Regions from separate parts of the Homo sapiens genome. Here all the other regions are linked to region 3. A link is a contact called in ENCODE Hi-C or POLR2A ChIA-PET data. All regions are on one chromosome and are shown on one strand. Each heading gives the region's core, a stretch centred on a gene start or an enhancer-like site at or near the end of the contact. The rest is flanking DNA. Distances are from core to core; before and after follow the strand shown.

Region 1 (2,700 bases), core at 85-2,584, 320 kb after region 3:
AAGTCTATTCTTCCTGGCTAACACTTAAAAGTTCAATAGCAGGAAGAATGGGGGTGCTGGAATAGCCAGCACTGGATGAAGGAATGTTTTTATTCTGATTATTATGAAGTCCTACTTTTAAAAATATATTTATACATTTAAATGGTACAATATCCTGGTGTTAAAACCTTAAAAGGAACTTAAAATATCTTTTCGTATTAAGCTACACAAAACTGACGATTTTTAATAAAGATGTAAAACTTGTACACATTTAAAGTTCCCATTTATAGTTTACATTTATGGCACACTTTTAAACCATTCCAGAAGGCATGACTTTACTACTGGGTTAGACAGAGTTCCATATTTCAGATAGTTCATCATTAAAAATTAAAAAAAAAAAAGCCCAAAACAATAAAACCCAAAGAAACAGATGCTCAAAGCATTAGTGGATTACTTCCAAAAAGACTCCATAATAACCCAGTTGGCCAATGAATGAGGGAGGCGAAAAGGCAGGGCGGTGGAACTAAACCTTATCCCTATTGTTTGCAAACTAAGACCCTAGTTAATCACCACCGCTGTTACCACAGCCGGTTTAAATAGGAGTCTCGGATTTTTGCGGTACATGAAAAATGTCAACCGTGAAAGAAAAATATCCGGGTTTTAAATACAAAGGACACTCGAATTTCAGTTTAAATCCCACTCAGGCATTTCAAAGACTGTCACTTCCCTGCAGTCCAGAGTTAATCAAGGTTGCCCGGGTATCTCTCTCAGGAGGAACGCGGAGCCACGTAGAGCATCTTTTCATTCTAAACCCGCCCCAACCTTCCATCTTTCATTAAAAGAGATTTGTTTAAACGTGGCAACGCCTTCACAGTGAGATTTAACTACTGTTAAAATTTCAGCATTCGAGCCGAATTGGTGGAAATAATAAACTACGGGTTTAAAAAAAGCCACGGAGGATGCGTATAAACAAGGTTTACTCGCGGGGGACCGGCAGGGCCTCCGAATCCTCAACACTGAGAGCTGGCTGGCGTGCGCAACCGTCGAGAGCGCTGGTCCAGCAAACGCCCCCAGTGCCCCGAATTCCCTTAGTCTCCAGGCCGGGCCCCAGCACCAGACGTCCCCAAAAGCACTGCGAGGCCCCGGCTGCGACGTCCGGCCTCCTGACACCCTCTCCCACCCCACGGTCCTGCTTCTCTCTCTGGAACGTTCTGCGTCTTCCCGTTCCCCATTTACTCACCAAGGAGAGCTGGGCAGAAGTTCCAGAGCCTCAGTGCCACTTTTCCCGGCCCGCTGTACGTCGGGGCACGCCGACCGCGAGCAGCCACATTCAACGGCCCACAGGATTCAAATTCGTCCACTTCCGCTCGCAAACCCGGAAAGAGCGGTCGGCCCCGCCCTCGAGGGGTGGGACCCGCGGAGGCGCTGGCTGTGGGGAAGGGCCCGTGTGCTCCCGCCCTTCTGGCGCTCCTGCGCTGCTGCTCGGTGCTAACCTGGCTGTGTCGCCTTCGCTTGTTTGTTTTGTCGGGTCTCTCTCCCTATTTAGGAGCTCAGAAAAACTCCGGGCGCGGGGTCATTGTTTCCGCCTATTTGCTCTTGAGGGGATCCTCTTTTTTCCAAAATGGACAGAGATGTGCTGAAGTTTCGTCACCTTCGAGGAATGGGGCGAATGAAAGCACGAACGGAGGCAGGAGGGTTTTATCTTTCCCTTCATCCTCGAGGAAACAGCAGCAGCAGCAAGAAGGAAAAAAACAAACCCTCCAAGTACTTAGTGCAGCCTTTCCTGGGCCTCTCAGTCCTATCCCGGCACAGTCAGGGCTTTTAATTTATTTCTGTCCTGGGTTTAGGGAAAACAAAAAGCCAAGTTCACCCGTATTCAGCCAAAAGTTGAAAATAAGTGGTCGGACCAATTCCTGGTCTCAAATAAACTATTTGATGGTGTTAGAAGGCAATAAATTTTATTTCCCCCCTCAGATAAGGGCTCACTTTACGAGATTATTAAGTATTGTCCCGTGAGATTATTGAAACAACAGTATCTTTTCCTTTATCGAGGACCACAGTATGTCTTTGATCCAAAACGTCTTAAGCTTCTGAAGAGACATCTGGGAGCTTCCAGAAACTAAAGGAAGGACTGGAAATGCTAGGGGGTGAGGGGCGCTAAATAACTCTGACCTTTATGGCTGTGATTGATGTTGCCACCAGATCATCCTCACATCTAATAACATTGAATTACCTAAACGGATCAGTACAAACCAAACCATGACAGCATACCTTTAGCCTTTGTCAAAAATACAGTTTGAGGGCCGGGCGCGGTGGCTCACGCCTGTAATCCCAGCACTTTGGTAGGCCGAGGCGGGTGGATCACGAGGTCAGGAGATCGAGACCATCCTGGCTAACATGGTGAAACCCCGTCTCTACTAAATGTACAAAAAATTAGCTGGGCGTGATGGCAGGCGCCTGTAGTCCCAGCTACTCGGGAGGCTGAGGCAGGAGAATGGTGTGAACCCGGGAGACGGAGCTTGCAGTGAGCAGAAATTGCGCCACTGCACTCCAGCCTGGGCGACAGAGCGAGGCTCTGTCTCAAAAAAAAAAAAAAAAAAAAAAAAAAAATACAGTTTGAAAGGTTTACTAGATTTCTGAGAACCTATGCTACAGGTAATCTGACACAGGGGGTGTGTAAAGCTATTAACTGATGTACTGTTTTTAACAGTGGAAGATAGA
Region 2 (2,700 bases), core at 121-2,620, 360 kb before region 3:
TTTCTTTCTTTCTTCTTTCTTTCTTTTTTTTTTTTTTTTTTTTTTTTTTGAGATGGAGACTCACTCCGTTGCCCAGGCTGGAGTGCAGTGGTGCAATCTCAGCTCACTGCAACCTCCGCCTCCCAGGTTCAAGCCATTGTCGTGCTTCAGCCTTCCGAGTAGCTGGGACTACAAGTGTGTGCCACAATGCCTGGCTAATTTTTGTATTTATAGTAGAGATGAGGTTTCACCATTTTATTATTTTTCTTTAAGCTTTTCTTATATGCTTTATGCAAGCTTTATACTTAATATAAATCACCTTAAATTAAAACAATTTTTCGTAAGAAAAGCTGTATTTCAAGTTATGTTTATGTCAGTGTTATTTATAATAAAAACATAAAATGGAAATAGCCTATTTGTTGGAATAAAGTGAATGTTAGTTCAACCATATGGTGAATGGAATATTATTCAGTTATTTAAAATATTGTTAGGTAGCACCCTATAGAAAGAAATAATCTTACAAGTTACCAAAAATGATCACATGACAAAAATAACCATGTGATTACAACCATGAAAAACAGTTCAGATAATAAGAATGTATGCTACTGTGATATAGTTGGGTTTTAGCAAAAGGGATTATGAGTGTTTTTCTCCTTGCTTTGTTTTTCTAATTTCCTATAGTCTGTTTATGTTGTTTTTAATAATTAAAATTTTTGGGCCAGACACGGTTGCTCACGCCTGTATTCCCAGAACTTTGGGAGGTCAAGGTGGGTAGATCACTTGAGGTCAGGAGTTCGAGACCAGCCTGCCAACATGGTGAAACCCCGTCTCTACTAAAAATAAAAAAAATTAGCTGGGCGTGGTGGTGCACACCTGTAATCCCAGCTACTCAGAAGGCTGAGACAGGAGAATCACTTGAACCTGGGAGGTGGAGGTGGCAGTGAGCCGAGATAGTGCCACTGCACTCCAGCCTGGGCGACAGATCGAGGCTCTGTCTTAAAAAAATAATAATTACAACTTTTATTACGAAAAGAAAAAAAAGATTTCCCCAGAAACATGTTTTGATTTCACTATAAATTTAAATGGCCAGAAATCGTACCAGTTTATAAAGTTTTGTATAGGAGGGGAAGTTTTCACAGAGAACGTCCTTTTCTTGGATGTTTCTCAGTAACCTCTCAGCCTCTGCACCTCAGAGAACAAAGGTCTTTTGCTAAGATTCAAATTGTTTGCCAAAAAATTGAGTTTCCCCTCCTTTTGGTTCTTGCCATTGGCCAGCGTGCTTTTCTATCACCAGAGACCTCCAGTATCTCGCTCACACACATCTCACAGCAAGGAGCTGACTAATCCTAAGGCTGGCGGCTTGTTAGGCAACCTTTCACACAGTGCCTATTGCTACCCCATTGCACAATATATTTGACTGGGAATGATAAACCCGTGGTTTACATTTGACTCCAGTCACCTTGTTAGTGCCAGCAGCTTACGTGTGTAAATATCACCCACTGCCTTTAGAAAGACGTTGACAGTTGACATTGTGTTCCTGGCTCCGTAGTGTTGTGTAACACTGGGGAGGAGCAGAGGGGTGGGGAGAAAGAGCCTATAAGGAAGCATCAATCAGAAGCAAATGAGGATATGAACTTATAATCACTTCCAGCTTTATTTATGAAAGAAATGAAAAGCTGGACACTTATGGGTTGTAGCTTCAAATAAACTTAATATTAGAATTAAAGAACTAGAAGAAACAAATTAATCAACATTCAATATATTTCTATTAATCCATTGGTAATATATAAGTAAATCTTTGACAGAGGCACCACACTTTTTTCAGTGACTAAAATAGTTCAAATGGAGAACAGCCATTGCTGTATTATTACAAATTCTGTTGTAATTTCATGAATGTGACAATATAGAATGTATATGATAGAAGAAATCACTATGCAAAGAAGGTTCTGTGCTTAGTTTTTTGAGACTACAAGTCATTTCTTTACACACACACACACACACACACACACACACAAACCCTGTAGCTATGCCCAGGTTAGGGGGAAAGAGGAAGTGGGGAACCCTAAAAGAGAAGAGAATAAAGATTTCAATTATCATTTGTTCTAGGAATGAATACTATCTTACTCAGAGCTTTAAGTCTGTGAGAATATTCAGCCCATATAGTGCAGTACATTTACTGAGGTTAGATTAGTTATTTTTAGTGTCTTCCATGTCCCCTCTGTACACAGTGTGATACTAACAGTAACATAAAAGCCACCTGCAAATTTTGTTTGCTAATAAGATTCCAGACCATTAATGAAAGGACATAGGTTGATTTTGCTAAACAAAACAAAAACTCCAAGAATATCAAAAGCTTGTTTTGAGTGTGAAAGAAGAATAAAACAGATTTCATTTTTATTTGGTTACAAAGAATGTGTTTTTAAAAAGCTGGAAGAGAGTAAGGCAAAGGCTAACCACCCCTTGATAAAGTAGGATATCATAAGGAAAATTATGCAATGGTTAGTGAGATTGCAGAACACTCAATATAGCTAACTTTCCTCAAGATTGAGAAGGACAAAGTAAGTTCCTTAGAATGAGTATCTTTGTATAGTAAGTTTGAATCATACCAGTACATATTAACCAGGTCATTTACTACTTTGACTCACTCTTTTCATTAATATTCAGGAATTACTGTGGTCAAAACTTTATTAACCAACAAAACCTGAGTGTGGAAGGTGTTTC
Region 3 (2,700 bases), core at 46-2,545:
CCGGTGCCAAGACCGACCGCCTTTAGTTGCGAACACTGACTTTTGTTAAGTAGAGCGGGAGAAATACAGCCATGAGGGATACTTAACCCTCATTCCTACTTTCAAGGAAAACAAACGGTAGCTCTTAGGAAAGCGTTGCCTTTTACACTGGAAAATACACCAAACCACACACCCATACCCGGACCTCTACACGTGGTACAAACTTTTTAAACTCTCTAGCGTGTAGAGTGAGACCGCGAGTGCTTCTGATTATAGGGGTTACACCTAGAAACATAGCTAGCGAGTCAAACAAGGTGGGACAGCGACGTTCGCCTCCCTCTCTCTCGGCTACGGCAACCTGAAGTCGGGTCTGGGCGGCTTCTCCTCCACCCCCAAACGCAGCAGAGCCCAGGACTGGTGCGCTCCTCGGTGAGGCTCAAGGAGTCCTCCTTCCTCGACCTCCTGCTGCCGGCGCTCAGCGGGCCCGGGGTCTGGGGCTGTGGGTGGGCCTGGAGGAGGCCTTCTTCCTAGTGCTCTTGGAGAACGTCCCCCCACTGGACCCCAGGGGCCCCCTACCATGGGAGAAACAGGTGAGCAGGAGCAGATCGGCTGCAGGGGTTAACGCGGGCGCGCCACGCGGCGGCTCAACCTTCGCGCCTTCCTCCTCAGGCGGTAGGGCTGAAGCCCAAGGGGCTGGATCTGAGTCCCGCTTGTACCCGCTGGTGCTCAGCCCCTGCGACCGCCTGGACGCACCCCAGCTCCCCCACTCACCGGCTCCCTCGCTGCCCGCGGGCCCCGGCAGCAGCAGCAGACACACACCTGCGAAGAGAGAAGCGTGAGGGCTGGCTCCAGCCTCCACCCAGCGGAGCAAGGGGCCGGGGTCGTGAGGGGCGCGCACCCACCGAGGCCGAGAGCCGGGATCCAGGCTGCGGACATGGTGACTGATAGGCTGCTCACACCTGGGAGAGAGGGAGAATGCGGGCAAGGCCAGGGTGCGGGAGGCCCCGCGCGTCACCTCCTCAGAGCCCCGCACCCTTCGGATCCCCGGGCGCGGCGCAGAGGAGAGAGGACACAGACGACCCGCTGCTCCAGGCCAGCGCCCCTCTAGGTCTGGGAGGCGCCTCGGCGGCAAATCGAGCGAAGCCCAGGATCGGTGTGCAACCCCGCACCGCGGGGAGGCGGGGGCGCCAAAACGACGACAGACAGGCTGGGAGCGACAAAGAAACAGGGACAGAGGCGTCAGGGATCCCTCGCACCCGCGCCCGCCGCCCGGGGCTCCGCACCTGCTCGAGATCCACCCGGCTGCGCCCGAGTGCGGAAGGCAAGGCCCCCGCGGCCGCTATAAAGGCTGGGCCGTGCGCATGAGCACTGTGCGGGGGGCGCGGGAGGAAGCGCGGGAGCCGGTCCCCCGGGGCCCGGCGGCGACTTCCAGCTCCGCCTTCGCCCCCTGCCGGCCCCGGGGTGAGGCCGGCGCGGAGGCGCCTCCTCCAGCAGCGCAGGCTCGGCCACCTGGACGCGGCGCCAGTCCCTAGAGGGGCACGAAGGTCCCCGTGCCGGCGTCTCAACGAGTGTGGAGGGCCGGCGGCCCCGACGGCGGCAGCAGCGGCCTCGCCAGCCCTGCTCTGCCGGGACCAGGGCTGCTGAGGCAGCGGCGGCCGCTACCCGCCCCACCCAGCGAGGCCTGGAGCTTCTGAGAGCTGTCAGGTCCACGCGGCCTGAGAACCGAACTTCTCAACTTGGTGCTCTCGTGGAAAGAGTTCCTACTTCTGAAATAAAACCACCCTAGGTTTGGTAAACGCATGCCGCGTTTTTGTTAGAAACCCTGTCAACTGACTGCTAGCTCGTTGGACCTTAGGGATTCGGCCTTGCGCCTTCGTTTCTGCTGGAGTCCTACTTTCCCCAGTGGTTCAATTTGTGCTCCTGCCTAGAGCCACGCGTGTGAGACAGCCCTGACCCCAGCAGCCGGTACCTTTGCTTCTTTCTCACCTCAGGAAGAATTTATGCCTGATTGCCTTTCGAAATTCCCAGACTTGGTGTCTTGTGACTGCACAGAATCTCAGATTTGATAATGTGTTCTCCTTCTCCCCGCACCATCCTGCTAACGTTTTACAAATGGAAATGGAGAAGGAGCAGAATTCTTGAGGAGTGTTAGTGACAGGCGACCTGCATGGCAGCGGAAGAACCAGACCCAGGCCCAGACGCTAACCTTTCTGGTACAATATAAACTTTTTCAAATAGCCTTATTTAGTTACAATTTACATGCCATAAAATCCATCCGTTTTGAGTGTACAGTTCAATGATGTTTAGTAAATTTTCAGAGCTGTACAACCATCACCACAAGCCAATTTCAGAACAGGTTCATCCTCCCCAAAATGATCTCCTCGCCATTGTCAGTCAGTCTCTTCTCCCACTCCTAGTCCTAGGCAATCACTAACCTATTTCCTGTCTCTATAGATTTTTCTTAGTGGTCGTTTCTTATAGATGGGATTATACATTGTGCGGCTTCCTTCACTGCACAGAATGTTTTTGAGGTTCATCCATGAGGCATTATAGAACAGTACTTCCTTTCTTTTTATTGTTGAAAAGTATTCCCATGCCATTTTATACTGAGAAACAAATACACCACCATCACCTGGAAGTCAACTAGTGTAGTAGTCTTAATTACAACTATCTTCCTGATTGGAATGACTTAGTATTTGTATCAGGCAACTAAGGAGTGTT

The links. A loop is a pair of places that touch in the nucleus more often than their neighbours do. ChIA-PET counts read pairs that join two places held with the same protein, here RNA polymerase II (POLR2A). Pooled maps may share reads with other maps.
Region 1: a map of HepG2 shows a loop between it and region 3 (2.2-fold over the local background). The contact joins the promoter of G2E3 here to the promoter of COCH in region 3. A Hi-C loop is called at or near these places in 1 of 168 maps with a recorded cell type or tissue (HepG2), 2 of 37 single-sample maps with no recorded cell type and 9 of 50 pooled maps. POLR2A ChIA-PET finds 5 or more read pairs at or near these places in 2 of 52 experiments (H1 and naive thymus-derived CD8-positive, alpha-beta T cell).
Region 2: a loop to region 3 is called in a pooled map, with 2.6 times the contacts of the local background. The contact joins the enhancer-like site here to the promoter of COCH in region 3. A Hi-C loop is called at or near these places in 1 of 50 pooled maps. POLR2A ChIA-PET finds 5 or more read pairs at or near these places in 3 of 52 experiments (B cell, Caco-2 and activated T-cell).

Annotation. Positions count from the first base shown.
Region 1 is chr14:30,557,792-30,560,491 of GRCh38, reverse strand. G2E3 (G2/M-phase specific E3 ubiquitin protein ligase) reads right to left here and starts at 1,334. Exons shown (of 15, transcript NM_017769.5): 1 at 1,220-1,334. All of the region lies in intron 3 of G2E3-AS1 (G2E3 antisense RNA 1), which reads left to right. RefSeq lists an enhancer at 1,479-1,668.
Region 2 is chr14:31,228,586-31,231,285 of GRCh38, reverse strand. No RefSeq gene overlaps it. Among named protein-coding and RNA genes, the nearest start is that of HECTD1, 22 kb to the right of the region's middle. Within about 2 kb of position 1,370, at least 19 of the 41 ENCODE cell types and tissues checked have a DNase peak (open chromatin) inside an H3K27ac peak, as active enhancers do.
Region 3 is chr14:30,873,154-30,875,853 of GRCh38, reverse strand. It overlaps COCH (cochlin), which reads right to left and starts at 1,295. Exons shown (of 12, transcript NM_004086.3): 1 at 1,263-1,295; 2 at 882-938; 3 at 751-798. The coding sequence starts at 915. RefSeq lists a silencer at 1,214-1,733.